2 separate regions of the Homo sapiens genome follow, and region 2 is linked to region 1. Evidence: chromatin loops called from intact Hi-C (ENCODE). Cell type or tissue: ovary. All regions are shown on one strand. Each heading gives the region's core, and the rest is flanking DNA. Links, peaks and the distances in the headings are about the cores only.

Evidence for each region. Peaks named below come from ENCODE experiments on the same cell type or tissue, not always from the same donor. Only the 100,000 strongest peaks of a DNase experiment are listed, where the experiment ranks them.
Region 2: it touches region 1 in a loop (5-fold over the local background); 2 of 110 quality-filtered maps call a loop at or near these places.

Annotation. Positions count from the first base shown.
Region 1 is chr9:96,079,807-96,096,097 of GRCh38, forward strand. LOC158435 (a long non-coding RNA gene) reads left to right here. Exons shown (of 9, transcript NR_033838.1): 2 at 13,220-13,289; 3 at 14,494-14,566; 4 at 15,192-15,506. Among named protein-coding and RNA genes, the nearest start is that of LINC00092, 66 kb to the left of the region's middle. RefSeq lists an enhancer at 8,102-9,301. In ovary, for the core only: no CTCF peak of the experiment used is centred there; no DNase peak of the experiment used is centred there.
Region 2 is chr9:96,160,555-96,176,845 of GRCh38, forward strand. No RefSeq gene overlaps it. Among named protein-coding and RNA genes, the nearest start is that of HSD17B3-AS1, 78 kb to the right of the region's middle. RefSeq lists an enhancer at 6,352-6,521. In ovary, for the core only: no CTCF peak of the experiment used is centred there; a DNase peak (open chromatin) is centred at 9,057.

The DNA of each region.
Region 1 (16,291 bases), core at 4,342-12,341:
AAGAGAAAAGGAGGCAGAGAGGAGTGGTTGAAGAAGAGAAATGAAAGAATTCCTCAAACAATAGGACTGGAGGGGAGGCAGGATGCAGTTTGTTTAGAAACTATTCTGAAATATTTTTCCTTCGGGTAAAATGGAGCAGCTGCTATATGGAGCAAGGGAAATCCCTACAGCTTACGTGATGTGAATTGCTGAGGGAATCAGAGAACCTGAGTTGGGAAGGATATGTGAGGTCACTGAGCCTAGCTACCCACTTCATCCTTGAGTCTTCCCGCTTCAGGTCTCATCACAGATCTGGAATTTTAATCACGGTGTTCACTTCTCTTTCTAGGCGGATTTTTGGAAGCGGATTTTTAACCTCTTCCAGGATTTAGTCTTTCCTGGGCATTTGTGATAACTTCGTTCTCTGATGTCTAGGATATTCGGTATTACCTATTTTCCCTAACTCCTACTTGTCCTGTACTTTTTCAAATATCAGCTCCCGAAATTGTCACCCTCTTCCTTAAGGTGGCTTGCTCTGAGCTCTGTATCTGCATTTTCCGACATCCCAGAAAGTACGGTAGTTCCTGTTCTAATCATGGCAATGACATACTCAGTAAAGGTGAGCACCCTGGTACTCACCCTGTGTCCGGAAGACAGTGCCAAGGTGAATCATTCTAAGCAATCACTAGAAGTCGCAGGGATTGCCCCAACCACGATGCTGGAGAAATGCCCAGAAGACTTACCTCAACTCACCCGGCTAAAGAATCAACTTGCCTCCTCCACCTCTCCTCCCAGATTCCATCGAAAGCCAAGACTTTTCTTGGCTGGCATCTCCAAGATATTAGTCAGTGTCATTTAATCTTAAGGAGAATGTCCAGGGCGCCTCACTGATCGTAAGGAAATCAGGAGCAGAAGTGGATCTGCTGGCCCTTCTGTGCCTAGTCAGGCCACGGGACAGGTCTCCCTGGAATGGTAGCATGACCAAAAGGCCAGTCAGGCTCTGGGCTCAGACCACGTGGGTTCGAATCCAAGTGCTGCCACTGCCTAGCAAGGTGATCCGGAAAGCTACCGAAACACCCTGGACTTTCATTACTCCATATGTAAAGGGCTTGAAAGAGTGTCTGGCAGGCACATGGCAGGTGATTAATAAATGCTGGCTGTTTTTATCATTACCACCTTCATCATCTGTGGGTTAGATTATGACCTGAGTTAAAAGAATAATTAAGCCATGCATTTAGTTCTGCCAAATATTAATTATTAACATAACAAACTCACATTCGTGGAGCATGCCTGTGTGCCTATGTGCCCAGCACTGTGATAAGGGCACAGCGGGCATCAGTGTCATTTAATGTTTTCAGCAATGCTATGAGGTGGGACCACATCGTGGAAATGGAGCTGGTGAGAGTCATGAACTACTCAAGGTCACCTAGCTAATAAGAAGAGAGGCCATTGATTCACCCCAGTTCTCAGACCCCACCCATGTTTAACCCACTGTCAGATACTGCGTACCTGTGCAACAGCTTGTGTAGAAAGCCAAGCTCAATACTTCAGGTGTGAAATGAAATCAGCAGGGATCAAATCATGTGTGGAGCTTTTGTATGCCTGTACTTGTTTGTGCTTATTTGCTTCCTTAAATTGGATTTATCAGTTAGAAAAAAAAAATTTAGTCACTTCTCTCTCAAACACTGGTCCAGACCTATAAGACCAAGATGGCCAGAGGGCCCTGTACAAAGCATCCCGTGCCAGTGAAATTACCCCCAAAGGGAAAGTGGACCGCCTACTTTGAGTCCCTGCCCCCTTATCCTTCCTCTCTGGCTCCCAACTTGGCTTCCTATGCAAGAGTTATTTGTTCCGGCTGTTAGATCTGTTCTCAAACAACAAATTCCACCTCAATCCTTCACTTTTCACCTGAGTCATTCAGAACATCATTGGCGATGTTCAGTCACAGGGAGACTGAGAGTTTGTATGAGGGGGAAAATGTTTTTTTAAAAAGTGAAATTAACACGGGGAAAAGCCATCGCATGAAGATGAGTGTACAATCGTCCCTCGGAATCTGTGGGAGATCGGCACCAGGACCTCCAAGGATGTGCAGGTTGCTGATGTAAACTGGGGTCGTGTTTGCATATAACCCACACACATCCTGCCAATGCTTTAAATCATCTCCAGATGAATTACAATACCGAAGACAATGTAAACGCTATGTAAATAGTTGTTGTACTGTATTCTTTTTAATTTCTATTATTTTTATTGTTGTATTGTTATTTTTTTATTGTTTTCTTTTATATATTTCCTACCCATGGTTGGTTGAATGAGTGGAGGCAGAGCCTGCAGATACAGAGGCCGACTGCTATAACAGGTACCAAAAACTTAGAGGCTTAACGCAACACAAAGTTATTTCTTATAGTTCTGAATGTTAGGAGTCCAAAATGGGCTGTGGTGGGCTAGCATCAAGGTGCCTGCAGGACTGCATGCATCCTGGGGGCTCCAGGGGAGAACCCACATCCTTGTTTCCCAGCTCTAGAGATTGCTGTATTCCTTGGCTCGCAGCCCCTTCCAGCCACATTCACATCACTGCAACCTCTGCTCCCATTGCTGCCCATTGCAGTCGACTGGACTGCGGAGAGGTGTGCATCCACCTTTCCTGGGAAACATCTGAATGGCTTTTTTCCAGCCAGCACCTAAACGGCTCTAAGAACCTGGATTGTCCCCTGGAATATTCTGGATGTGGTATCTTGGGTATGTCTGCTTTCTGTGTAAGTTTAGCATCCCTAGGGTCTGACACTGGCTTCAAGCCCTCATAAATAAATAGACTCGCTCTCTGCCCTATAAAAGCTCTGGGCTGCGCCTGGGATTCTATGCCTGTCTCCTCTAGGCTTCTGCAGGCTGTTCGGTGCTGACTACACAGCCCTGCCCTGTGGCCGGCTCTGTTGCTGGAGGCCGAGCCTGTTGGAGGCAAACTGCGGACCACACAGGGACTGCCCATTATCTATCTGGTTGCGCCCACTGGTGCCCAGTCCCATGCACCCACCGTGGCGCTGCTCCACCTCAAGAACTGATCTCTGCAGTGAATGCCCCCAGTTAGGCACCTCAAAACTGGTTGGGGTTTCTCCCCATGTCTGGCAAGCTCTTTGCCTTTCATCCTTTCCCCTTACCTCCTACCTTCTCATCTTCCTTGCAGTTTCTGTCCATACACTCTGAAAAAGCAAAACATCCAAACATTGGACCCACCAAGTAGTTTTCCTTGTTTGTTTGTTTTTTGAGACAGAGTCTTGCTGTGTCACCCAGGCTGGTGTGCAGTGACGCGGTCTCGGCTCACTGCAATCTCCGCCTCCCGAGTTCAAGTGATTCCTCTGCCTCAGCCTCCCTAGTACTTGGGACTACAGGCATGAGCCACCACGCCCAGCTAATTTTTGTACTTTAGTAGAGACAGGGTTTCACCATGTTAGCCAGGATGGTCTTGATCTCCTGACCTCGTGATCCGCCCGCCTTGGCCTCCCAAAGTGCTGGGATTACAGGCGTGAGCCACCACGCCCAGCTGACTCACCAAGTCGTTTCAAGAAATGGCTTTTACTTCAGCATCAAAGGCATTTAGGACCAGACTGTTTTAGACATCACTCCAGTGGAAAGGGACAGCTGTCATTTTTCAGATAGGGCCATGACACTAAGGGTCCATGAACCATCGGCAAAGGGAAGCTGGCCACCATTTTCCTTTCTAGAAGGTGTTTGGTTACATTGAGCTTCACCACTCGCACACCCTAGGAAACTTCTTCAGAAACAGAATATAAGGCCAAGCCCCCCAGCTAGGGAGGAAGAGGGAGAGACCTTTGTGGCTTGCCCCCTTGGGAGAAGAAAGCACAGATCCAGGGCCATCGGGCCCCTGCCCTCCCAGCCTCCCTTCGTGCCTGCCTTGGCCGTTCCAAGGATGCTGACAGCCATAAAAAATCAGGCCTGTTAGCAACAGGAAAGATCACAGGCCTTGATTCCTGTTGAGCTCCTCCAACAACAGCTGCCATCTGGCTCCCCATCACGGGCGAATGCAGGCTCTGATTTATGGAGAGGCGCAGGTCAGGGAGTGGGCCACGTGCATTGCCCTTTCCCCCACAAACACCCCAGTGGGCGGGGGCCCAGGAGAGGGCCATTGCAGGTCATCAATAAATCCTGGGGATAAAACAATGCAGAGGTTATTAAAGGGAGCCGAGAGGGGACGGATGCGAGTTATTCCAATTACAGGCACGGTTATCTTCCCCTGTGCAGTTCAAAGTGTATGCACCCTAATGCATTTCAGCAGCTAATAAAAGTACTGTAGGGTTTCTTTTTTCTCTCTCTCTTTCTTTTTCTTCTTTTTTTGAAACCCATAGTGCTTATAAATTACAGGGTAGAGGGGTGTGAAAGATACATAGCAGCTTTGAAGCAGCACTGACAACCTCAAACTAATTGATCATAAAAGGAAGTCAACTGCAATAGATGATGAACCATTTATCTAGCCAAAAATAGCCAACGGTTTCCCTATGGGCATGGGAATGTAAAAAAAAAAAAAATACTAAACTAAAATTAGGGGTGGGCCACGGGAAACAAATGGAATATTTTGAGCCCTTCAGTTGCAGGCACTAAAAGTGGAGGCATTGCAGATGTGACTGTGGCTTTGCGGTGGAAGACCAGGACAGGAGCACCACTCCTATAAACACAGAGGAAGTCCAGACCACTGTGGTCAGCCTGCAGGCAAGAATGCTCTCAAAGCTGATCAAAAGCTTTATCTTCTACATCTTTTTCCAGATGAAAATTTCACCAGAACCCTCAATTGCTGGCCATTAAGTTCCTTTAGCTTTTATTGTGCTAAAATGAAATTGGCTGGAAATGGTAATTTAAATTGCATTGATATAGGCTAATGGGGTGGGGTAGAGAGAACCCAGACAAAGACGCAGGGAAATGATTGTGTTATGCGATATATGTTAAAAGATGTGGTCACGGCCGGGCGCAGTGGTTCACCCCTGTAATCCCAGCACTTTGGGAGGCTGAGGCAGGCGGATCATGAGGTCAGGAGTTCAAGACCAGCCTGGCCAACAGAGTGAAACCCCCATCTGTACTAAAAATACAAAAAAAAAAATTAGCTGGGTGTGGTGGCGGGTGCCTGTAGTCCCAGCTACTTGGGAGACTGAAGCAGTAGAATTGCTTGAACCCAGGAGGTGGAGGTTGCAGTGAGCCGAGATTGTGCCACTGCACTCCAGCCTGGGTGACACGGCAAGACTGTGTCTCAAAAAAAAAAAAAAAGGAAAAGATGTGGCCACGTGTTCTCACGGTTTTCCATTCTAGCAGTGAGTACTCATGGGTCGTAGAGCGTTGCCAAGGTGTTCTGGTCAAACTTGAACAAATAAATAGGAAATACCCTTCTGCACTTCACTGGCTTGCCCTCTCCCAAGATATTGGTCAAGCTATCAAAAATAGTTGGCTCTTCTAAATACTTTTAAATACTCTTGAGCTATCTTGTACATCTGCTTAAAGGCAATCACTTTTTCTTTTCTTTATGTTACAAAATACAACAAAAAGCAATGTTTCAGTCTGCTTTGAGTTCCAATTGCAAATTACACATATCAAAGTTTCCTAGAGGTGGGTTTAGATGAGGCCAATTGGAAACAAACTCAGAGGGGCACCTGCCTCCACTTTCCTGCCCTTTCCATTCCTCCCACCTCTTTCCATGGCTGCCGCTCCTCCTGTGCCACCGGAGTTAACCTTAATTCCACATGGGAAGGTGGATAGCATGGCTCCTGTATGTCCCATTCTATTGCCACCAGCTCATCACTGACAGCGGCTCAGGCCACAGTCCTCACCTCACATTCAAGGCCTCCGGCCGTGGGCCTTGTGCTGGGAGTGACCACACTCTCACCGGCATGCAGCCGCACCTGCCCCTCCACGTCCAGCTGCGTCCACCTGGGGTCAGGGGAGTCTTCAGCTTCCCGCACCTGACCTGGAGCCCTCCCGTGAGCCTCCCTCCAGATGCGGGCAGCTCACTTGTGGTCACTGGTGCGTCCCTTTGTATGCTCTGCTGTCACACAGAGCTGCAGTCCTGTGCTCCCTGCTCTGTGTCCTCCCTCGAGGCATGCTTTCAGGGCTGCAGACAGCCTTACTGCACACATCTTTGTCTCCCCTAGAAGTGCTCAGTGTGCACCACTGGCCCATGGCTTTCATCTGAGCAGGAGGGAGACAGAGTGAACCAGTGAAGGGGACCTGGGCAGCAGAGCCAGGAAGCGACTCGCCAAGGCCACCTAGCCAACACGTGGTAACATGGGGCTCACAGGAGGCTTTTCTGACTCTGCGTCAAGGCTTTTCATCATGAGGAGCTGTCACTTAGCATCTGTTCCCATACATTCAGCCTAGAGTGCACAGCAAGCAATTGTCCAAGAGGCAGGCTTCTGACACTTTGGAACCGGAGGCTTTGCCTGCATGTGTCACCTGTGGGATCTATAAGGGTGCCCATTTCAGATGGTTATTGGAAGAAATTAAGTGAGATAATATGTGCAAAGTTAGGCAGATCACAAGGTCAGGAGATCGAGACCATCCTGGCTAACACGGTGAAACCCCGTCTCTACTAAAAATACAAAAAATTAGCCGGGCTTGGTGGCGGGCGTCTGTAGTCCCAGCTACTCGGGAGGCTGAGGCAGAAGAATCGCTTGAACCCGGGAGGTGGAGGTTGCAGTGAGCTGAGATCGCACCACTGCACTCCAGCCTGGGCGACAGAGCAAGACTCTGTTTCAAAAAAAAAAGATACTATCTGACACAGAGTAAGAACTCAAAAATGTTACCCATTATTAGTTATTAATTACTTCTACTAATGCTCATATGCAAAATAAATGCATCTTCCCATCCAGCAATGAATATCCTCCTTTTTACTGCTACACACACCTCAGAAATAAGCATTCTATCCCCAGAGTTACAATTCTCACTCCCTCATATTTCCATGTTTCTAATGTTCATCCCACGTGTATTTTACCCCACATGGAATGTGTTATGGAGTCCTAATTTCCAATACCCTAACCAGCAGTCCTCATGAACCATCAAAATTATTAGGAAAATACCATTTTCATTACCGAAACTGTATCTCCCGGACTGCCTCTTTCACCTGGAAGTGGAGGTGAGAAAAAAACATGTTTCTAAAATTTAACTCTTTTTTGCATTTGAAAATATGACCCCCTGAGGATACTGGGATGGAAAGCCCTGTCTGTCACCTACCCAGCAGTCACAGAGGAGCTGGGTGTCTCCCTGACCTACGGCCCATCCCCCTCAGCTTTGAGGTCTAAAGTCCTGCAAGGAGAGCCCAAGACATCTCCAAGAAAGCGCTGTGTGCCCCGAGGCTGGGAAAGCCCTGGTTCCTTAAGGCGCTCAATAAGTATTTGCTGAATGAATGAACGAGCAAACTCAACACCTACCCCTGGCGCAGGCACACACAGATACTATGAGGAAGGGGGCATGGCAGGCAAGGGGAGACCCCTGGCTCCTACTGACCCCCCGGAGTGCCCTGAGCAGAGCCTTGGAGGGGTGTGGTTCCCAGGACGGCTTTTGCCCCCTCGGGCCACCCATCAAAAGGCAGCAGTCGCCTGGGGCCTCACACTCAGGGAATCGCTGGGTGTGTACAGCGTGGCCGAGGTGCGGACTTCAACACGCTGTCTCCATCACCCACCACAGCCAAGGTCTGTTTCTGGAGCTCTGCAACGTGAGTATCTCTTCATTATACTACAAGAAGGATTTTTTTTTTCTACCATTGCTGAACTGAATGCTGTTTGGTTCCCATGGTGAGAAAAGGCCTTGGCCTCGGGAGTTGGGCTGGGCAGGGGTGGAACAGCCTCCTGCCCAAGTGGATGGATCAGCCCTCAGGTGGGCTGATTCTGGGGGCTCCTCCAGCAGGGGCTTCCCTTGCCTGCCCTGTTCCTTCCATCCTGTTCCAGATAGCAGCGCATCTCTCAAGTGACTGTGGCTGTCCTCCCCTCCTTTTGTCTTCTCTTCTCTGGAATCTGATAAGAGCTGCATGAGATAATTGGAAGCCAGCCCTCCCCAGATGCGCATCACATAAGAAAGAGCATTCTGACTGGCACGGCTGGGCTGCCGACACTCCCGCTGCTCCTGGCGGGCCAGTGACTTTGATTTATTGCTCTGTGAGTAAATACTAGTAAATAAATGACAGAAATGCCTTTTCCCCTGGTGACTCCCCAGCCCCCGATAATTAACTTGTTCTTCTTTCCTCCCTCTCTTACCAACCATGAAGCAGTGCCGTTCTCTGATGAATGAGTTGCCCATGACTATCTTGCCAACAGGTGTTTCACATAAAAGATGAGCCATCCCAGGAATAGTGTGAAGCAGGTGTTGAAAACTAGAAGCTCACGGGTCAATTTGTCCCATGCAAAATGATTTTAAAGGTTGGGCTTACATTGGGAAAAGCAGATTTCACATGGAAATTTATACTTCAGCCTTCTTTTGGAAACTGGAAGGTCGTCTGGAGATGGTAGGCTTCCATTCCCTCCTGGCAACAAATGCCTGGGCAGGCCCTCCCTTTCCTCTGGCTCTCTGATACCAAAGGCTGAGTATCAGTTGCTGTTTATGATTGTATTTGCTCTGTTGTTTTCTTATACCAGAGACATATTGCTCTTTATCCATATGTTGTGCATTGAAAACGGCTGCAAATTCCTAAGGGCCTTAGGATGAAATAATAAAATATGAGATAGAACACAAGAATTTGAAACCTCACTTTCTTTGCCTACCAACTAAGTGACTGTGGCCAGGGACCACAGATAACTCTTGGAGCCCAGTCATGTGCTCTGAATTGATGATGATAGTGATGATGATGACAATGATGAGATGATGATAAGATGATGACAATGATGATGATATGATGATGACAATGAGATTTGATGATGAGATGATGACAATGATAATGATGACGATGATGATATATGATGACAATGAGATTTGATGAGATGACAATGATAACGATGATGATGATATGATGACAATGAGATTTCATGATAATGATGATGACGATGATGATGATATGAGGATGATGCATCTGTTCAACATTTACTCCATGGCTGCTATGTAGTATTTCATTCATTCCTCACGAGAACCCCTGGGGGGAGGTCTGCTTTATCATTATCCCCATTTAACACATGAGGAGTGGAGGCACTTACAGAGAAAGGCCCTTGCCCAAGTCACACAGCTTAAGTAGGAAACCAGGATTTGAACCTTGATAGTCTAGACCAAATGTGGACAAACTTTTTCAATAAAAAGTCAGATGGTAGATATTTTAGGCTTTGTGGGCCATATAGTCTCTGTGACAGCTACTCAGCTCTGCTGTTGTAGTTCAAAAGCAGCCAGAGACAGTATGTGAACAAATTTGTGTGCTGTGTTCCGATAAAACTTTATTTACAATATTCCCAGATCAGCTAGATTTCGCCTGGGGGCCGTAGTTTTCCTATATGTGGTCTAAAGGAGTGCTGTCCAGTAGAAACAATGCAAGCCACAAATGTGAGCCACATGTATAATTTAACATTTTCTAGCCAAATTTTAAAAGTAAAATTAAGTGAAATTAATACTGTATTTATAAACACAATATACCCAAAATATTTCAAAATGTAATCAATATTTTACATTCTTTTTTCTTTTCTTTTTTTTTTTTTTTACATATTTGAAAGCCAGTGTGTATTTTACACTTAGTGCCCATCACTGCTTGGACCAGCCACATTTCAAGTGCTTGATGGCCACATGAGGCTGGTGGCTACACAGAGGACCTGGAAGTTCTAGAACCCAGCTCTTTCAACCCTCTTCCATGGGGATCACCAGGACTGTAAAGCACAAGACCCACTAGGGAAGTGCTCTTGTTGTTACTGGATTCAGCTGAGCCTCTTGGATGGGTTCCAGCCCATCCAAGAATGTTTGAAACACTCCAAGACTTTAATTTTAATTTAGCAACCTGGTACTCAGAATACATTTTTCCTCAGAAACAACTCTGTAAATTGCCATAGGTGCTCTGAGCCCTCCCACCAAGCTCTCATTAATGGGCACTATACCTGTTGAGCAAAGTGTAGCTTGAATCACCCCTAGTGGCCGTTCAAAGGTTACTTTCTGTTAGCTTTAACTAAGGATTCTGGGGAAAGACTGTGCCCCAGAGCAGCAGGACACAGCCGGCGCCCCCTGAGCTTTGGTGGGGTGGCTGCCCATGGAGCTCTGTCGCTCTTGCTGGTGCCAGCTACAGATGCCCTTGCCGAAGTTCTGGGAAGGCACATTCCTAAGTCAGAGACACCCAGCCCATGTTCCTCTTCATCAGGCTCTTGGATAAAGCTTCTAGTGTGTCTTTATCATCGTTTCCTGAAGGCACACCTCAGGCCTTGGGAAAGTAAGCAATGGAACATTCAGCAGTGATTCCCAGGCTGTGAAATTTCACAGGCCAATCAAAATTTTAAAATAAAAGAACTGGAGCACCTATATAAGATGGCCAACTTGTAATTTTTCCAAGTGAGCACATTAAGGAAAAAAAAAAAAAAAGAAACCTAGCATCTATGGGCCCTATCATTCTCACACCAAATCATGTTAGAATGATATTTTAACACCAGTAAAAGAAAGACAGTCTCAGAATCAATGACAATTTTTTCAGTTGAGTAAATTTGGCTTGGTGGGAAAAATGCACATCACTGCCTTTATTTTTATTTTATTTTATTTTTAACTTTTATTTTAAGTTCAGGGGTACAGGTTTGTTACATAGGTAAACTTGTGTCTTGGGGGTTTGTTGAACAGATTATTTCATCACTCAGGTATTAAGCCTAGTACCTATTAGTTATTTTTCCTGATCCTCTCCCTCCTCTCACCCTCCACCCTCCGAAAAGGCCCAATGTGTGTTGTTCTCCTCTATGTGTCCATGTGTTCTCATCATTTAGCTCCCACTTATAAGTGAGGATATGCAGTATTTCGTTTTCAGTTCCTGTGTTAGTTTCCTAAGGATAATGACCTCCAGCTCCATCTGTGTTCCTGCAAAGGACATGATCTCATTCTTTTTTATGGCTGCATAGTATTCCAGGGTGTAGAGGAACAACATTTTCTTTATCTAATCTATCATTGATGGGCATTAGGTTGATTCCATGTCTTTTCTATTGTGACTAGTGCTGCAATGAACATGATACATGCATGTGTCTTTATAATAGAATGATTTATATTCCTTTAGTAATGGGATTGCTGAGTTAAATGGTATTTCTGTCTCTGGGCCTTTGTGGAATCACCACACTGTCTTCCACAATGGCTGGACTAATTTACACCCCACCAACAGAGTGTAAGTGTTCCTCTTTCTCCACAACCTTGCCATCTTCTGTTATTTTTTTTTTTTAATCAAGCCATTCTGACTGGTGTTAGATGGTATCTCATTGTGGTTTTGATTTGCATTTCTCTAATGATCAGTGATGCTGAGCTTTTTAATGTTTTGCCAAGGACCATGAAAACTTCACCTCCAGAGCAGAGGCTCTGGGGCTAGCATTTGGAAACCCCTATCTCCTAGAAGCATTCACTGTAGTTGTATAGAGTAATTGAAGGTTCTGGACAGAAAAGAGAGGGAAGAGCATTGGAACACCTAGAAATGGAGCCATCAGGAGGAAGGTGGCCTCCCTCTAAGGGTTTCAGGTGAGAGGAATCAATACAGCATCAAATATATCTTTTATTGGCACAAATATCTTATGCTTGTTTCTTGTGGTAGACACTGTATTTGCACACCCTTTTTACTTTTACTTTTGATCCTTCTAGAACCACCACAAGATAAACAGGAGAGATACTTTGTGCATTTTACAGATTAATGGTAACAAGTACAGAATTCCAAGGATCACTGCTATGGTTTAAATGTTCGTGTCTCAAAAATTCCCATGTTGGAACTTAATACCCAATGTGGTAGTATTAAGAGGTGGGACTTTTGGGAAAGTGATTAAGTCATGAGGGCCCCACTCTGAGGAATGGATTAACGCTCTTACAAAAAAGTTGGTGAGCCCTAGTTCCTCTTTGCCCTTCCCTCTCTCCCACCATGTGAGGACACAGCATTCATGCCCCTTCACCCTCCATGGTGTGAGGATGCACTAGAGGTGCCATCTTGGAAGCAGAGAGCAGCCCTTACCAGACACTGGATCTCTAGTGCCTTGACCTTGGACTTCCCAGCCTCCAGAATCCAAAAATCAGTTCCTAATATTTATAAATTACCCAGTCTAAGGTATTTAGTTATAGCAGCATGAACAGGATAAGATAATCACAAATATATATGTACACATTTGGATATTTTGGAGACTTTTTACTATACCCAAGCAATGTGTTTGGAGAAATTAGTGCTCTTGGATTATATAAATTCCCGTCACTCATTTGTAACCCATCTGTAGAGCAGTAATAATAATACTCAGTGACAATGAGGACCTCATGAGTTTCCGTAAAAGGTTTTCTCCTCATCAGTGGGCAGTAGCCCCCAGCCACCTCCTCTCTGCTGCCAACAGGGATCTGAGTGCCTTTGCCCAGGCTCAGTGCTACTCAATGCCTTAACTTTCTGTTTCCTTTCTAAAAGGTTGCTGCTTCTCTCCTGTTTATGATGACCCTGTCTCACCCATCGCTGCCATAGCATTTTATTACTGGCCCCACAGCTGAAGGGTGGCCGGGCAGATGTAGGCCTCGGGTTTGCAAAGTTGCTTCCATGATGTTTCCTGCATAAACCATCTTGGAAGGACAACTGCCAATGGTAGCATATTATCATGCCAGCGTTTTCCTGACTCTGAGCTGAAGAGTTCAAAAAACAAGAAAGAAAAGAAGAGAGAGAAAGGAAAAGGATGCCAAAAAGCAGTATCTTGCAATGGACATTTCCAGCTCCATAAATGAGGAGTTCATGTAGATATTCTGGGAACTATTGAAGTGGTCTGGGATTATCCCATCTCCCCACCTCCACCCTGACTCCCCAAGACATTTTTTTAAAACCAGGCTTCTGTTACTAATTGTTCCTTCTTAACTCACCATCCAGTGCTTTGAAGTAACTATATTAAGGCAACAGACATACTGTAAGCAAATGGCAGAGTACTGAAATACGGAACCCAAAATTATTTTCAGCTTAATACTAATCTATTTCACCCTTCACAATCTCTGGAATTTTGCTTTGACTGGGAATCAATGTTTGATGAAAAAGTCTTCCCTTCTTATGTTTGCATCTAGCAAAGGTTAGGCCTTAAATGCCCCTCCTTTTTTTCCACAGGACTTCATGTGCAAGCGCTTTGCCTTAATGAGTACTGCAGCAAATGCACAGTGAGGGACTCTTACCCAAGGTGGGAACAGCAAGCAGTGGATTGAAAGGGCTGGGACCCTGGACCCAGGCTTGTTCTTGGATCACAGGTTACCTTTGGGGCTTGAGGCCTGGGAGGGAGGATGAGACACGGGCTGTTGGTAAACTTGTCCATATCTTCAGCAATCTTTCTTGTAGAAGGTGCCTGCAAGAACCTTGCTCACCATGAGAAAACATATGTGCTGCCTCCGTGTAGTTCTTGCCTGAGTTTTAACTTCATTAACATTTTCCCCTGTTCTCTCCCACTACCCTTCCCACAAAGGCAAAGACTTAAGGTATTGATGTGTGGCTGTAGGGAGAATGCCACTGCTTTGTGTGCCACAGACGGCACTTCCCCATCTTCAATGTGCCCACCTGGGCATCCTGTCCGCAGATTCAGATTCAGGAGGTGGAGGCAGAATCTGCATTTCTGCCTGTGCCACTGGCGCCCACCCTCACTTACAGTGACAGGCTCTAGACTGCGTTTGGCTTCTGCCTTTTCACTCTGAACTGCTACAAGATCACCTTCCTTGCTGGCAGTACACCTCGTCTGTTGCCTTTAAGTGCCGTAAACCGCTCTGCTTCAGGCACCTCTCACATGCAGTCCCCCTCTCCTCTAGAGTGTGCTGCAATGAAGCACACAGTTGAGGGGGACATGACCCCCATGACCCGTGAGCAGGTAGAAGCAGAATTGCTGCATGCGGGCTTCGTGTGTTCGTAAGTGCTGCCTAGCCGGGCATGGTGCTCATGCCTGTAATCCCAACACTTTGGGCGGGCAGATCACTTGAGCTCAGGAGTTTGAGGCCAGCCTGGCCAACATAGTGACACCACGTCTCTACTAAAAATACAAAAATGGTGGCATGTGTCTGTAATCCCAGCTACTTGGGAGGTTGAGGCAGGAAGATCACTTGAACCCAGGAGGTGGAGGTTGCAGAGTGAAAATAATAATAATAATAATAATAAAAGTGCTGCCAGATTGCTTTTAAACAAGCCCTGCCTCCTGTTAAAATAGTGTTGCTAAGACTGTTCACTATTATCCCAAATAAAACTTCCATAATAGTAACAGTAATATTCAAGATAGGCAAACATGGTGGAGGGGAGGTTCCCACGGATGGCAGCCTAAGGGAAATGTCAAGGCGAGGACAGACATGGCTAATGAGGAGACTGCCTTGTGGCATATCACTTAACCACATTCTCTTGTCTCCAAGAAACCTAGAATGAAATCTGTGCTGCCTGCTACAACCTGTGGCTTTGGATTTTCTCGAGGCCCCAGAGCGTCAGGTAATATCTTGGAGCCCCACTTTTCATGTTTCAGCTCACTGGTTCCCACCTCACCTTTGAGAGGGCTATTAGCCACCCGCTTTCACAGACGAGAAAGCAAAGGCCCCGCTCCTCCCCCACTCTTATCTCTAGGCTGTACCGGCTCCCTGGGGTGGTGATAAAGTAGTGAGTTCCATTTCTGGGTGAGACTTCCCAGGGAGTCTCACCTTGTAGGAGGAAATACTTTCATAACACACAGGAGAGGAAACTGAGGCACAGAGGAATTAAAAGTCACTCACCTCAGTCACACTCATGAGATGGAGAGGCAGTGTTGCTTGGCTCTGCAGCCCAGGTCTGGAGGCGGGGGGAGCACACTCATCACCCCTCTCATGTACCCCCTGCAGAAGTCACTTGATTGTTTTACCGAATTGCAGAACATCCATTTAACTCAGGATTCAAAATGAGAGCTCACAAGCTTTGAAAGGGCAGAAAGTGAGACCATTTTCTGCCCCTTCCAACCTCTGCCTTCTGCTTGTGAGTCAGGCACTGCTGGTTTCATCCCACAACCTGGAACACGGGGAAGCCAACGTGCATGACGTCCATGCGCCATGGGCTCCATCCAAACTCTCCCCATTTCTTTCCACAGAGGAAGTTTTCCGAATGGCACTCTGCGTGGGAAGGAGCTTGTGCACGTGCACGCTGCCACCATCTGCCCTCAGCGCTGATTCAGGAGGCGCTTCTCAACTATAGCCCACAGTGTGACAACTGAACGTGTCCCCTCACGTTTCCAAATACGGGGGGTGCAGGAGGCACTGCTCACTGTTGCACCCCCTGACCCACGCTGCCAGTCCTGCCCTCACTGCTGGGTGCTCACTGGGACCCTGGAAAGGTCTAGCTGAGCCTTTTAGGGCATGAGGATGTTGGGAGAATAGAGGTGGCTCCTCTGAGAAGCCTGAGAAGTGTGAGTGTATAAATGCAGGCTGAGGTCGTGTCTCCCTGGGATTGAATTCACCCAACCTCACCCTCCGTGTAGCGCAAATGCCCAGCTCCTCCAGGGAAGTGTTCATGGCCAGAGTCCCATGTTCCCTGCCATCAGCAAGGCCCTGGCGCCATTACTTACAGGATATGGCACCTCCCCCAACACCAGTGACCATCATCTCTCTCCTCCTCCTCCTTCTTTCCCCTCCTTCCTTCCCCTCCTCCTCCTCCTCCTCTTCTTCTTCACTAGATACACTTGTTATATCTCCCAATGGGACAAAAATAGTCTCATCATTATCATGTGCCTCCTTCTCCTCCCTGTCTTCCTCAGAGGTTGATACGTGATTGACACGGTTTGGCTCTCCCTGAAATGGTTTGGCTGTATCCCCACCCAAATCTTACCTTGAATTATAATAATCCCCATGTATCAAGGGTGGTACCAGGTGAAGGCAACTGAATCATGGGGGGCAATTACCCCCATGCTGCTGTTCTCGTGATAATGAGTGAGTTCTCATGAGATCTGATGATTTTATAAGCGACATTTCCCCCTTTGCTCAGCACTTCTCCTTCCTGCCACCATGTGAAGAAGGACATGTTTGCTTCCCCTTCCATCATGATTGTAAGTTTCCTGAGGCCTCCCCAGCCCTGTAGACCTGTGAGTCAATTGAACCTCTTTCCTTTATAAATTGCTCAGTCTTGGGCAGTTCTTTGTAGCAGCTTGAGAATGGACTAATACAGTGATAAAATATAAATTGGAATTTTCAGTGT
Region 2 (16,291 bases), core at 4,483-12,482, 81 kb after region 1:
GCCTGGGATAGGGCAGTGAGCCAAGCACATGTGGCCCCTCCCTCACTGGGCTCACATCCTAGTGTGGGGATCCACACAGTAACAGAGAAAGGAAGGAAAAGATTTCATTTCAGGTGGTGGTGGATGCTGTGCAGACGCTGGGGGGCTGGAGTGGGCTGCTGCTTAGTGGGGTGGTTGGTGGGTGGTTAGGGGCAGCCTCTCTGATGGGGTGGAAGGGACTACCCAGTACAGGGAGCAGTGACCAGAAACAAAATCACTGGAACCACTGGAAGATACTCCTTCCCCAGCCACAGAGCCAGGGCTCAGGAGCAGGAGGATTCAAGGGGTTGCCGTGTGGCTCTTCAGGGGTGAAGAGACCACAGCAAGCTCAGGGCTGGGCAGCCTGGAGCAGGCAGTCTTTGGCAATCAATCAATAGGGCCTAGAACGCTTGACCTTCCCTGGTCTCTGTGCGCTGGTCCTCAGCAGCTTGGGAAAATACCCCCTGAAAAGACAGGGCGCATCCCCGCCAGCTTGGCTTGGTGTAACAAGTGCCACACACTGGTTGGCTCATAGACAACAGACACTTGTTTTTCACAGTCTGGGCCAGAAGTCAGTGCTAGGGTGGCCAGGTTCTGCTGAGGGCTGTCTTCTGGGTTGCACATGGCTGTCTTCTTATATCCTCACATGGCAGAATGAGGGCAGAGAGCTCCCTAGCCTCTTCTTCTAGGGTCACTAATCCCATGGATGAGGGCCCCACCCTCACGACCTAATCACCTCCCAAAGGCCCCAGCTTTTCATACCATCACACTGGGATTAGGGTTTCAACAGATGAATTTTGGGAGGATACAAACACTCAGTCCATTGCAGGGAACTCAATTCTGTCTCCTCCCCCATTCGGCCAGCTCTAATTTCAAGCAGCTCTATTGGAAGCATTCATTTTCTGTAAAGGAACACACATCTACCTTCCTAAACCCCTACCTTTGTTTCTCACTTTGTTCCCTGAAGCTTCAAGGATAAGTGAAACCGCCTTCCCTGTGAATGCCCTTCAAATATTTATGTGTGGCTACTATTCCTCTCTATGAGCAGACGGAGGCAAAGGCAAGACACGCTGGATTTCAGCACCATTCCCTCCTACCCCCAAGACCAGCATGAGAGTTCTGAAGCTCTCTCACCCTCCTTTATGCGCTTGCTAGGAAAAGTAAGCAAGATAATTTGTAGAAAGTGCATGGCCCAGTGACTGGCACATGGAGGAGCATGAGAGGGCAGCTTCTTTCTCCCTGGGTCCTCTCTTCTCAAAGCTAAGCGTCACTAGTTCCTTCAATGGTTCTTTTTGTGATGTGACTTCAAGAGCTATGATGCTCAATTGTCTTCCGATGCTCTGTTGTGATTCAGACATGCTTAGCTCAAGGCAACCCTGGAGGAGGAAGAAGGAAGCCAGGAGCAGGTGCACCCCCATTCTCCAGTGGGGCAGCTTCTGATAGCATCAGGGCCGGAGCATCAGCCGGACTGGCTGAGTCTCGTGGAGGGAGCCAGCAACATGCGACTCACTCACTCTCTCTCTCTCTCTCTCTCTCTGTCCCTCTCTCTCTCTCTCTCTTTCTCACACACACAAACACACCCCGTGACATTTGCCCTTTTCTAGCTTTCTGTCTGTTTTCTATGACCCCATGATTACAAGCAATAATTAAATCAACTTCATCTGCAGGTCCAGCCAAGATGCCTGCTGTGGCTTCTGTCATGGTGGCCTCGCCTGCTCAGGGTTTTCTCACGTCTTCTGTTCCACTCCTCCGACCTAAGGCCCATCCTGTGTGGAGAAGCGAACACGGCACGGGAGACGAGGCACTCTACTTTCTCTATCTCACATTATCCTTACACAACCTGCTCCCCGAAAGATGATTTCTTCCTTTCTCGTCTTGCTGTTCCTAATGGAGTTTTAAAAGTACGCTTTATTCATGGTTCTTGAGTTAAAGCATACATTGTTGACTCCAAGTTCCCAGCTACACAGAACTGGGCAGCACTGTTTTTAAGACAAGAGTTAGAAGTCCAGCGAAACACTTAAGTAGGAAGTCAGAGAAGATACATGCCCCCACACCCCCACACCGCCCATAAAAATGTAGTCTTTATTGCACACCAACGGAGACCAGCAACACGGAGCAGAGTCTTTATGGATTTCCTGGGAACTTGAAATGCTCTCCCTGCTCATCACTTCTGTGAATCCCTGTCCATTCCCTATAGTTACCAACAGTAACAAGCTTAAAACAAAGCAAAGATGGCAAAGGGCTCATGGCATGTGTTTTGGAGGGTGGGAGAGACATTTCTTATCTCTTTGCTCTTCTGTGCAGTCAGGAGACTCTTGGGAAAAGCAGATGAAGACAGGCCAGAAAGAAAGCCGGGCGCAATGGCTCACGCCTGTAATTCCAACACTTTGGAAGGCCGAGGCGGGTGAATCACAAGGTCAGGAGTTCAAGACCAGCCTGACCAACATGGTGAAACCCTGTCTCTACTAAAAATACAAAAATTAGCTGGACTTGGTGGCATACAACTGTAATCTCAGCTACTCGGGAGGCTGAGGCAGGAGAATCCCTTGAACCCAGGAGGCAGAGGTTGCAGTGAGCCAACATCATGCCATTGCACTCCAGCCTGGACGACAGGGCAAGACTCCGTCTCAAAAAAAAAAAAAAAGGCAACTCCCTATGGCCTCTGGGAGAAAAACAGAGCAAGGAAATGTGGGTGCAGCTTGAGAAGGACTGTCCCTAGGGAGCTCACCCGCAGGAAAGTCACTCTCCTTTTGACGTTACATCATCAAAACTTCCCAGTAGATTTTGTTGTGTGCTAAGCGTATTTTGGATTATGCAGAGCTATGCTACAGTAGTTTTTCCATCACGGTTCAGTCTTGCAAGAAAGCTAACAGTTCACCAACGTAACATCAGTTATGCTTTCACTTCCCATAGCCAGAATTAATTCCCAATGGGGATTTTTCAATGAAAGCTGGATTTCTAACTGCCACTCTCAACCAGTTTTCACCTTTCATTCCCCACCTGTCAACATTGGCTTAATAATCTACTGCACGTCTCCCACTCATCAGATAATAATAATAACAGCAATAACAATAATATTAGCCAACATTGACTGAGGAGTTCATATGTGCTAGGTGCTATTTTATGAGCACCACACAACTGAGCTTGTTATGCCTCTCCATATCCCCGTGAGGAAGGGACTACGTCTCAGCATTCTACGGATGAGGAAACTGAGGCTTAAAGTCACACAGCTAGTTAGCAGGGGAGCCGGCACGCGCTTGCAGGCGGTGACTCCAGAGCTCCTGACCCTAGAAACCCACACAGCTGCACACGGAGCCTCCTCCACTGAGCACAGGCTTCAGGCTTGGCTCGCTGCTTTCGCAAGTGCCGCCATCCCCTGCCACCCTGCCCCATCACAGCCCGGTGGCTTGCAAAACATTTAACTCCGCACCCCATGCCCTTTCTTCAAGTGAGGAAGCCCCAAGCCTGCATTAAACAGATCAAATGGAGATTCTCTGGATGAATTAGGAAGAGGAGCGGGGGCTCCTGCCCCCTCCCCACCCCAGCCCCTCCCTGGTGTCCCAGAGGGTTCTGCGGGACCTTAGGGCTTCTGTGGAACGCAGCTGGAAAACCCCTGGACCAGACTAGCTTTGGTCTCCCTCCACCAGGAAAACTGCCAGCTCCAGAGCTGCCCTCCAATGCGCTTCCAAAACTCCACAGCTTCCTCTTGGTTCTAGGACAAATGTGAAACTCTGTACGGGGAATTCCAGGTTTCCCAAACCCCGTCTTCCCAGCCTTTCCCTCTGTACCCTCATTCCATCCAGGTGGCCTGGCCTCCGTGCGGCCTGAAAGCAGGCAGCGTTCTTTGAACCATTTGGAACGGCCTCTACTTTCCCCTACCAGCCGAAGAAACAGAGCCGAGAGCCGCCTCTCCCCAAGGCCTCCCCGAAGGCTCTGGTGCTGCTTGTCTCAGCATCCTGTTTAGCACTCACTCCTGCCCTGCTGTGTCATTAGCATACAGGCTTCACTGCCAAAACACGGACCAAAGCAGCAATGACTTCAACAAGAAGAAAGTTTATTTCTCTTGCAAGAAATGTCTGAGCATGTGCAGCCCCAGAAGCAGCCCCATGGTGTGGGGACCCAGGCTCCCTCCAAGTTGTGGCTACACTGTACTTGCTATTGGTCTGGCCTTCACAGTGGTCTATGGCTTAGCTCCCCACCCTCTGGCATCTGAGTGCCACCAGCTACAAGGGAAAAAGTGAAGTGGAGGGCAGAACCTTTTCTTCTCAAGAACGTCATCCTCCACTCCTAATTAGATCCCAGGGGCAAGACGGAATATTTCAAAAGAAAAGGAGAGAGGGACATTTTCTCTCATCTGTCATAAACTCCTGGAAGAAAAGGACCTTCTTCTACACACCATACCAGCCTCCATGCCTATTTAACCTCAGGATCTTTCTACACCTTGAATGTCATCAATAAATATTAAAGAACGAATAATAGGTATACAAATTAATAAATAAGAAAACAGATACATGGTCATTTTCAGAAATAAGAAAATGTTGGATTGCTTTATATCCGTGCTGAATTTAACGTTTTCAACTGCTGGGTACTAAATGTAAAAAGGTTTTTACATACTTACTTTTAGAAGAGTTAGCCCAAGAGAGAGAATATCTGAATGAGTGAGATGCTTACACACACACACACACACACGCGCGCACACACACACAGCTCCAACGTATTCCAACAAAGAATCTGGGAAACTGTTTCATTTCTCCTCGTGCTTTTTTTCTAAGACAGCCAATACAAAATTAATAAAAGTTTTGAAAAGCTAATATTGAAAACATAAAAGCATAATACTAAAACTACCTTTTCAGCTACTAATCTGTGACAGTAACATCTTAGTTCATTCACCAAGCACTTTTCCAAATGGTGGGAACACTGGCAATATTTTCACCCAGGAGATGTTACTAAATAAGTATGAGGTTTGCCCAAGAGAAATTATTTTTAAATATTTATTTAAAAACTATCTATGTCCTTTTCTTTTATGCAATATATGCATTTATGCATTGATTAATTCATTTCTACATGTATTAGTTGTCACAAATACCACCAAAAGTTTTAAGAAGCTTTAAGGTAGCTACAGGTAAAGAAGAGTAACTACAATTACCCTATTTGCCAGTTGTTTTTTTTTTTTTTTTTTTGAGACAGAGTCTCACTCTGTCAGTCAGGCTGGAGTGCAGTGGCACAATCTCACCTCATTGCCACCTCTGCCTCTGGGGATCAAGTGATTCTCCTGCCTCAGCCTCCTAGGTAGCTGGGATTACAGGCATGCACCACCACACTGGCTAATGTTTTACACTTTTAGTAGAGACAGGGTTTCACCATGTTGGCCAGGCTGGTCTTGAACTCCTGACCTCAAGTGACCCGCCCACCTCAGCCTCCCAAAATGCTGGGATTACAGGCGTGAGCCACCGCGCCTGGCCCAGTTGCAAATTATTTTATCAGTTCAGACTTTCTTAGCCTTGAATGAAGCCTAGGAAATAATAACAATAATAATAAAAGCAGCTTCCCTATTGCGCCTACTCTGGACCAGACATTGTACTAACTGCCCCACGAAGATTCTTTCAATCCTTTAATAATTCTATAGATACAGAAACCAAGGTGCAGAGACATGGGGTAATCAAAGTCTTTCAGAACTGCGTTCAGATCGGGCCTATTTATTTCCAAAGACCTTTGCTTTTTGAAATACAGAGAAGTCAGGTTAATAACTGGTACTCTTCTGTTACCTGTAGGCTTGGGATCGAGCCCTATGCAGCCATTCACAAGGTGCCTGTGCACAAACAGGTGCCATTTGTATTTCTCGTATGCACATCTTACAGCACAACTAAAGGGATTACAGAGAGAGTGTGCACGGGTGCCCCATGGATCAGGGTGCACAGAAAGACCCTCTTGTCAAATGGGAGTCTCAGGAGACTCTGAGCACCCAGGGAGGGCACAGGCTTACCTCCCAAGCCCCTGGAAAGGGTGGGACAAGGCAGGATAAAGATACTGCTAAGGACTCAAAGTTTGTGTCCCCTCAAAATTCGTATGTCAGATCCTAACCTGCAAGGTGATGTTATTTGGAGGTGGAGCAATTTGGAGGTGATTAGGTCATGAGGATGGGACCCTCACAAATGGGGTTAGTGCCTTTATAAAAGAGGCCCTGGAGAGTTCCCTCACCCCTTCAGCCATGTGAGGACACATGGCTATGAACCAGATAATGGGCCCTCACCAGACACCAGATTTGCCAGCACCTCCGTCTTGAACTTCCTAGCCTCCAGAACGATGAGAAATACATTTCTGTTGTTTCTAAGCCACCCAGTCTGGTGTTCTGTTACGGCAGCCAGAACAGACCCCGCTCAGACACAGAAGGAGGAGCCTGCCTCAGAGGGGGCCCTCTCTGTCCTCCCACTTCTGCCAAGGTGGTCTCCCCTCACCTGTACCACCCCTTTCCATGAGGCATCCCCGCATCGGGACACTGTTCTTGCCGCTGGAGTCTGGGCCGGCGGCACAGCCTGAGTAAAGGCCAATGCCCTCTCTCCCTGGCCGGCCATTGTGCACCCTGCGTCCCACAGCGAGAAATGCAGAGCTCTCCTGTCATTTGAACCTAATGCTCGGGCCAAGGCAGGCCTGCTCCTCGAGGTCCGCCTACCTCAGCTTAGATCCAGCCATGCGCGCAGGAAGCGGCAGCAGGCCAGCTCATGGACGTTCTTCCAGGTCCCTCAAGTAAAAAGTGGGGATTTTCAGTTCCCCTCCCTTTAGAAAACAATTTCCTTTCAGAGGACCTGGCTGGGAGACACTGGCTTAAAATCACTCTTGCATGAAAATGTTGTAGGATTTAACTCTCCCCCGATGCTAAATTCGCAGAGCGATACACATGACTTGGCCAGCTCATCCCAAGTAGATGCAGAGGGCTTGTGTCTGCAGAGCTTTCCTTAGGGGAATGGACTCTTGCACAGACCCCCTGCCCAATGCTGGGTCTCCCACGTGAACCCTGCCTTCAAGTCTTCCTCAAGAAACTTCTCTCTCTCTTTGTTCTAGCCCAAGGCTGCTCAAAAGGGCACGATAGACATTTTAGGGCAGGTAATTCTTTGTTGTGGGGCTGCCCTATGTGTTGGAGGATGTCTAGCAACATCCCTGGAATCTGTCCACCAGATGCCCCCCGGTTGTGACAACCCAAAATGTCTCCAGATGCGTCACATGTCTGCTGGGGGCAAAGTCTCCCCCAGCAAGAACCACTCGTGCACCTGAAGTGCACTTGGCTAAGAACTGAGAAAGCCAAGACGGTAGGAAATCCTCCTCATCCTTCAGAGGCTGTACATCCAGCTAGAAGAATCCGAAGTCAACATGATAATCACAAAGGCAAACATTCCACCAATGACAAGTCAAGAGCGCAAGAGATGTGTTGAGATGGTGTGTAACTAACAGAAACTTTAACACTTTGCTAATACTTGTAACATTTTATTTTATTGAAATTATTTAACTATCTGTCTTCCTTAATTTAAAATGGAAGCACCATAAGCGTAAACACTGAATCTTTTTGTTGACTCTGGGAGCCCCAGTGCCCAGCACAGTGTCTGACACAGGAGGCGGTCAGCGTATCTCAGACGTCAGCCTGGTACTGGTTCAGACCCAGCACGAGAAGGACAGCATTGAAAGAGCCCCTGTCCAGGCGGCTTCTGGCATTCACTGGGAACCAGGTTGGCTGAGGCAATCTGGATGTTTGACTCTTCCTAGTGTTTTTAATTAAAAAAAAAATTAAGTTCAGGCCGGATGTAGTGGCTCATGCCTGTAATCCCTACACTTTGAGAGGGTGAGGCAGGAGGATTACTTGAGGCCTGGAGTTGGAGGTTGCAGTGAGCTGTGATCACACCACTGCACTCCAGCCTGGGCAGCAGAGCAAGAAGACCCTGTCTCTAAAAAAACAAAACAAACCTCCAAAAACCTCTTGGTTTAAAGGCAGAGTGTGGGTGTGAGAGAGAGTGCGGGTGTGTATGAGGAAGCTAGATGAAGGAAATTTGTGGAGAGGGAAGATTCTGGAAGCAGTCTCAGAAGAGCTGTTTTCCACATCCCACAGTCCTTCCCTCCCTCCATCCTCGATCTTGTCTCTGAGTTTAATTCCCCTCCGGAAAGGCAAGAAGATGGCAAAACTGAGGTGCAAACTCAGGGCTCTTCACGGGGATAGACGGGCTGCATAGGGCCGGGCAGAGATGAATCTGTAGGAAGGAATGAGGAAAACACCAACCCAAATCCATGGCTCACCTCTCGCTTATGTCACCTGTTCTTTGTGAACGTGGGTTGAGCACCTGCTGACTGCTGGACAGTCCTCTGCTTCTAGGGACCCTACAGTACACAGAAGAGATAAAAGCAAGCTTCCAGAAACCTGCAGTCCAGCTTCGCACTATACAAGCCTGCGCGTGCACGGCGCCTCCCAAGGACTTGCCCATGCAGATGGCTGGGCCCCTTTCCACAGCATCTGTTTCCGCAGGTCTGGGTCAGGGCCTGAGAATCAGCATTTCTAACAAGGCTCCAGGTGAGGCTGATGCTGCTGGTCCGCAGACCGCCCTTTGAGTAGCCCTGGACTCAAGCCCACATGCAAAAGACACAAGTGAGCCGTTGTGAAGTGTTTTAGTCAGCAGGTGGGCCAGGAAGAGAACCCCACAAAGCATCTGAAAAAACAAGATTAAGGGCCCAGGCTCCTCACTAACAAGGGGGAACAGGAGCTGGGGAGTAGGGGGATCGTGGGTCTCCTCTGTTTCCTGGAATTTCTAGGGAAGGCCCTGGTCACAGTCTCCTCAGGGACAGCTCAGCTGCCTGGAATGACCAAGCGCTGACCTCTGGCCACCCGGCACCCCTGGCAGTGCCGGGGAGAAGGGCGCGTCGTGGTGGGTGGCATTGGGTGGCTCCTTTCTGTTGGTGGCCCCTTCCCGGTTGGGACCAGGCTTGTGGGAGGGAGCGGAGCCTTCACAGCCAGCCGAGCCTCTGACCAGTTTATTTACTTAAACAACAAACATCCCTCTTGCCTGGGGCCGGCCCAGGGCAGTTCCTGAATGGGAAGAGACACTGTCTTCACAGAGGCCCACCCACGTCGCCGGGCGGGTTTCAGGGCTCGGCCTCCCTGCGAGGAAATCACAGGCTGTGTCGGGAGCCCAGGGCTGCCCAGGAATGCGTGTGGTGCCAGCAGCCGCCACCCAGGGCCGCTCAGCGGCCTCCTCCCTCCTCTCCTTTCTCTCCCAGCTTTAAGTCTCCCTTTATTTTGCCTTCTGAGATTTTATTCTTCTCATCTGCAATGGCAATAAAGAAAAGCAGATAATGAAAAAAAGAAAGAAAGAAAAAAAATTAAGCTTTCTCCCTCAAAAGGGAAAAAAAGGTTTGAATAAACAGTGTCACTGAAAAGGCAAACAAACAAGGCTGTTTCTGAAAGAACCAGATGGACTTCCAAATGGCCCTTCCGATCCAGCCCACAGGGCTGCACCAGGGTTGGGCCTGAGGGCGTGGGGGGTGTCCAGGCGGTAATTTAGGGCCGGATTCTAAATGCTGTAGGTCACCCTGTGAACACGTAGGCCATTCTGAAAACCTCAAGCCCCACTGAAATGCAGTAAAATTAAACAAGCCCCTTATTACCTTCAATTTTTGTCAACATGTCCTACATCATTACTTTTTTCCGACAGTTGACCAATGTGTTGAATAAAGAATTGCTGACCATATTTGTTTTATTATTGTGAAGTTGGGTGTTTGTTTTTGTTTTTCATTTTTCTACAGTTCTCCCTGACTTAGCTAAATGGCCACATGCAGTTAGATGGGTCAGTTTGACTAGCCTTTCTCCTTGCCTAGTTAATGTGTGCTTTGTCCACTAAATCAATGATGTTTTTAAAAATGATATCTGACTGACATCCAAATTCCTCTAATAATTTCCAAACAGCAGGATGATATGTGCTATACACAGATGAAAGAGGAAAACGTTTGTCTTAAAAACCACTTTTTCTGTTCTCTAAGGATAAATCCTATTTTTAAAAACAGACTTTATTTTTAGTGCGGTTTTAGGCTCACAGCAAAATTGAGCAGAAGCAAAGAGATTCCACATAGCCCCCCTGCCCACATGCAAGCACAGTTCCCACATTATCTACAGCCCCCAGAGGGGTGCACTTGTCACAACTGATGAACCTGCCCAGGCACCTCGTTACCACCCAGAGTCCAGAGCTGATGCTAGGGCTCACTCTGGGTGGTGTACATTCTATGGATTTGGACAAATGTACAATGACACTATCCACCATGACAGTATCATACAGCGTATGATGGCAGACACTTGAAATGCCTTCCATGCCATGGTCGTCTTGTGGTTCACCCCAGAGTCCCCTCTGGCCGCATATTTTGACCAGTGACCCCAGATAGATGGAGCGGGAGGCAGCACCCAGGAGGGAAAGGGGATGGAGGCCAGAGGTAACCCCAGCCTACCTTGGAGAAGCCTCCAGACCCCATTCTCCTTGCACAAAGGTGAAATAGCCCATGCAAAAAATATGCCCTTGGCCAATCACAACATGTTACCTAAAGGGCACTCATGGAGCTGGAAGACAGGACTTCTGGGTTCACATATTGGCTCCATCTCTACTACCATTTACCAGAACGTCACTTTACCTCTCCAAGCCTTGGAGTCTTGGAACGAAGGGAAATAATCATAAGACATAGCTTGTGGAGATTAAGGAAGTCAGTATCTAGAAAGTGTCCCCACACAATGTCATTTTATTTTAATGAATGTTTATAAAGCAAAGCTATTCCTTTATTATTTCTTTTCCAGAAAAGAAACCAGGTGTATGAAATAAATTTGGAGGAATGCCTAAGGATAGAGACAGCTCATCAGATTTTAAGTTTTTTAGGTAAAGTAAGATGGAATGAAGGAGGGAAGGGAGAGAGGGAGTAAAACCCAACCCACAACTGGTCACGATTTCTTGATGGCACTGATAGAAGAATTGTTCAGCTACACCCCTTGTTTTCAGGTGGAAGCAAGACCATGGAGCATTATTTTCTAATATCAAAACTCCAATGTGGATTGTAGTTATGAACCAGGGGAAAAAGGAAATATTTTCATCAGGGATTTTAAACTCGTTCACAGCAAAATTATAATACTACATCATGGCTAAACAATTCCAGAATTTCTAATAGATGGCCTAGTTTTGGAGGACATGGTGACATTTCATCAAAACATAAGTTCATCATTTCCTAAATGTGGCCTCCTTTTCATTGGTTGGCAAAGTTAAAGTTTTTTCTTTTTTTAAGCAACAGTGTGTCAGGCACATTTTATGATCCTTACCGCATAGGAACAGGGCCACAGAAGCCACGCCCGTTCATTTGTTTGTATTCCATGCCTACAACAGTCATTCTCAGTCTTTAGGGTTGCGTCAGAGTCGCCTGGTGGGCTTGTTAGACACAGATGCAGGGCTGACCCCCAGAGCTTCTGGCTTAGCAAGGCTGGGGGCCTGAGAGTTTGCATTGCTCACAGGTTTCTGGGTGATGCCGAAGCTGCTGGTCTGGAGACCACATTTGAAATCCACTGGCCTAGAATAAGACTTGGAGTATTCCAGGTCCTCAATAAATACGTTGGTTAAATGAAAAGGCAGTGTCTTGGGTTCTGGTTCTACTGGTAAAGGATAGAGAGGGCCGTGAGCTTTGGACGGCATTGCAGCATTTCTGGAACTCAGGAAGAAACTTCAGGGCCACTGGTCCAGCCACAGTCAAAGGTAGAGCTTTCCTTAAGGCCAGGTTTTATTAATTGTATCTGCTTAATGGCTACAAGAAGAGCAGTGGCATCCAGTAACTGTCACTTCACTCTGCCTTCCCCTGTCCCCATGCTAGTTGACCCTAAGTACTTACCCAGAATCGTCCTTCCTACTCTTCCATTTCTACAACCAAGAACTACTTACATAACAAGGCCTTGTGGGTCTTTATGGCCCACCTTGCATTGATTTCTGCTGTCAGGAAAGTTTGCTTGGCCGCTGTATTCTAAGGATGAAGGGACTGAGGCAATCAGTGGAGATTTTGAGACTTATCCAAAGCTATCCTAAGAACTGGTAGCCCAAAAGCGTGCAGTGGGGTTGTCCCCCTCTCCATGGCCCATAGCCCTCCTCTCAGCTGGCCTGCTGCCCACCAATGACACACAGGCTTGGGTACCCGGTGAGTACAGCTCGGCAGCCTGCTTTTCTGATGGTGCACAGGGTTCCTCATTCAGGTCTAGGGGTAGTAGAGACCCAACCATAAGACTCCCCTGGGCATCAAGATAGAGGCACCACATCTCAGCATGCTCAGGCAAGAATAGAGCTGAATAATTTCTCAAGACATGTTTATATTAAGCATATTCACCTGAATCATTGGGCCAGAGCAATGAGGAAATAACAGCACTGAACTATTGATTTTCCAAGCCTTCCCACAAAGCAAAGGGCCCCAGGCAGAGGCTGAATAAAGGAGTATTTTCCTGGCTGATGGCTATGTTTGAGTGTCCGCTTTAAACCCACGTCGAATCAGGTTGTGCCTTTCAAGGAGCAAATGTGTGAAATTCTAAAAAGAGCCCGAAAGCTTTAATGATAAGGAAAGACAAGTGCGTGCAGGTTTGGTAGGAGAAGGAGGAAAAGGAAAATGATATTAGATTAAGCCATTTAAAATGACGTGATGGCTCACACCTGTAATCCCAGTACTTTGAGAGGCCGAGGTGGGCAGATCTTGAGGTAGGGAGTTCAAGACCAGCCTGGCTAACATAGTGAAATCCTGTCTCTACTAAAAATACAAAAAAATAGCCGGGCGTGGTGGCGGGTGCCTATAATCCTAGCTACTCTGGAGGCTGAGGCAGGAGAATCGCTTGGTGGAGGTTGCAGCGAGCCAAGATCACGCCATTGCACTCCAGCCTGGGTGACAGTGGGAGACTCCATCTCAATAAATAAATAAATAAATACATACATAAATAAAATGACCATTTTTGTAGGTCAAAAGTGGTTCACGACTGACAATTTCATAAGGGAAACATTCACTTCTTACTCATCGGCACATACAACCTCCCTTTCCCCCAGAGTCTGGGTGGTGTTACTTCTAACTTTCCTTCTAACTTTCCTTTCTGCCCTGGGACCATTCATTCCTCTGTGGAATAAAAACAGGAGGCGCAAAGATCCTGCATCAACCAATCGCTTCGAGCGTGTAGGAAACAACATGTGCTAATTCCTGGCACCTTTCGGTTTCCCTTTTCCTTTGGCCTCTGAAACAGCCATGGCTGCAGGCAAGTCCCTCTTTGAGGAGCAGACTGTCCGCATGCTCTGTGAAGATAAGGCATGCAAAACCAGGCATGGGCTGAGGCAGGAAAAGCATCCTGCACGGAAGAAAACCTAACACTTCCATATTTGGTGAATAAACACACAGCATCAGAGAATTTGAAATTCTACAACTAAGACTGTAACAGAGTCACAAGATTGGAATATTTAAGGCATTGCTCTTAAATATTCTTGGTCTACCTCTTGGTAAACCAAGAGGTCAGAGATTATCCCATGACCAGTTGGAGCTTTGGGAATTCATTTCACCTCTCTGAGCCTCAGATCTCCCATCGGTCAAAAGGAAGGGATTGGACTCAAGTTATCTAGGGCTGACACTGCCCACCATTCATGTGTACTGTGTACGATCTTATCAAATAAGTAACTTATTAATTTTCTAGAGCTATACCATGACTGTCCCATAGGACCATATTAAATAAAGAGAAGATGGATGAGCAGTGGACAATCATGTCATCAATGACCAACACTTTCAACATTTAACTTCTATTGTTTTAAAATAATCAATTCCAGCTGCGATGAAGGAGTCCTCCTACACTTCCAGTTTAAAATGCAGGGCTTATCCCAGAGGAGCAGAGGCAAAAGTCCCAGTTATGGTGACAAGTTTGCCTCCACCACACATTTCCAGCGTTTGTCTGTTTTAAGGATGATCTGTTCAGCTCCGTGAAGCAGAAGACATTGGGTAACAGAGCAGAAATAGCTGCCTTCAGCTGATTGAGTGAACTGACACTAATGATTAATGTATACATTATGGGGCTGGGGTGGTGGTTCATGCCTGTAATGCCAACACTTTGGGAAGCTGAGGCAGGAGGATTGCTTGAGCCCAGGAGTTCAAGACCAGCCTAAGCAACATAGTGAGACCCTGTCTCTACAAAAAATATTTTAAAATCAGCTGGGCATGCTGCTATGTGCCTATGATCCAGGCTACTCAGGAGGCTGAGGTGGGAGAATGGCTTGAGCACAGGAGTTCAAGGCTGTGGTGAGCTATGATCGTGCCACTGCACCCCAGCTTGGGAGATAGGCTGAGACCCCATCTTAAAAAGCAAACAAACAAAAAAGTATACAGTATGAAAAAGTTTTCTTTCAAACTTTAATAACATCAGCCTTAGATACAAAGGGAATCACTTATTCCTGGCAATGGAAAGCAAATGCATCACACCTCAAAGCTGCTCAGCTGTTGAGATTAGGGTATGATCAAAGCAATGTCCAAGCTGCAGCTTCACCTCTCTGAGCCTCAGATCTCCCATCAGTCAAAAGGAAGGGATTGGACTCAGGTTATCTAGGGCTGAACCTGCCCACCATTCATGTGCACTGTGTACAATCTTATCAAATAAGTAACTTATTAATTTTCTAGAGCTATACCATGACTGTCCCATAGGACAATATTAAATAAAGAGAGGATGTCCCTACACACTGCACAAGCTAAATCCATGTCTGCCCTCTTCACCACTGCCGAACTAGTGCCTGCACAGAATGGGCCCTCAATGTTGATTTATTGAATGAACACATGAATTACCTACTTTACAAGGTTGTGCACATGAATCTCCAATGCTTTAGAAACAAGATAACTTGGGTGGTTAGTAGAATTGAAATATTTCTTAACTATGGGAAGAAAATTCAATTTACAGTTAAATGACACATAGATCGTTTCTATCCCATCTTCAGACTAAACTGAAATTTATCAAATGGCTCAAAGTAGACCCTATATTTGAAATACAATTACAAGTAATTTTGAAAAAAAAATCTACACTTTTATTTTTCACCACTTTGACCACCACTTCAATAGGCAAATAATGAAGTCAGTGATTAATGTGAGAAGGAAACCTTTTGTACAGGTATTTAACATCCTTTTACTACTCGTTTTAAGTCTGTTTTTAACATAGGGTACTGATAAGTTTGGGATTTTTCTAATTCTAAGCTCTTTAGCAGAAAACAGAAAACAGCTGAGAGCAGAAGACTTTAATCTTGTCCTACTGAAGACTGGGAGGGAAAATAGAAACACTCTCATCTCTAGATGTCAAAAGGGAAGGCTAAAGACAAGAGAAGTTGTTGATTGGAAGCACAATTTCTCCTGCTCAGAAAACAATACTATCTAAGGAAACAGAAGATATGTAGCTAATTCTGTCCATGAAAGAAAAGGAACCCTTGGAATTTAGAGATAACTAATCAATTCTTTTCTGGAGTTAGCAGAAAGTCAGAGAGAGATTATCCAAAGACATTTGAAGATCACAGGGAACTTTAAAGGCTAAAGAGCTGCAGCTTTACAGAGCTGTAGTACTACATGTGAAAGAACCAAATATTCCTTATTTAAAACAACATAGGAAAATGTGGGGGGAAGGTAATAACTGTCAAATTTAATCTGAGATTTGCATGAAAGTGCTTATATTCCTTTAAATCTTGCTCTGAAATTCATTATGCTTTAAAATTAAAGGGCATTTAAACATTCTTTTAAATACCAATATTAGAAGGTATTATGTTTTTGGTTTTAATAAGTTATATTTTAAGAAAAAAAACAGCTTAACTACATAGGAAAATGGTCCATATTCTTTTTACCTCAGTCAACCGCAGCTATAGGAAGCCCACTCTTTGGTCCACAGAGCTCGACTCAGGAATCCCCATTCCTGAGTAACACATGCATCAATACACCCAGGAAATAAAGGTTTCCCATGAGCATCTCAGAAACCTGGGAATGATGAGAAGTGTCTCTAGCATTGCGAACATGCCTTTGACATTTCCTATCTAAACTCTTAGTCTTCCTGGCTGAGTAGATGAGTCGCCATTCTCAAGACAAGTATAAAATGCAATTCAAATTCACATCTACTGAGTTTCCATAATTATAAGATTTAAGTTATAAGATTTGCATAATATTTATCGAATGTCTGCTATACACAGAGGACTGTGCAAAACATCTCTAAGGAAAGGAAGATGATCAAGACATAGGTCTTGATCTT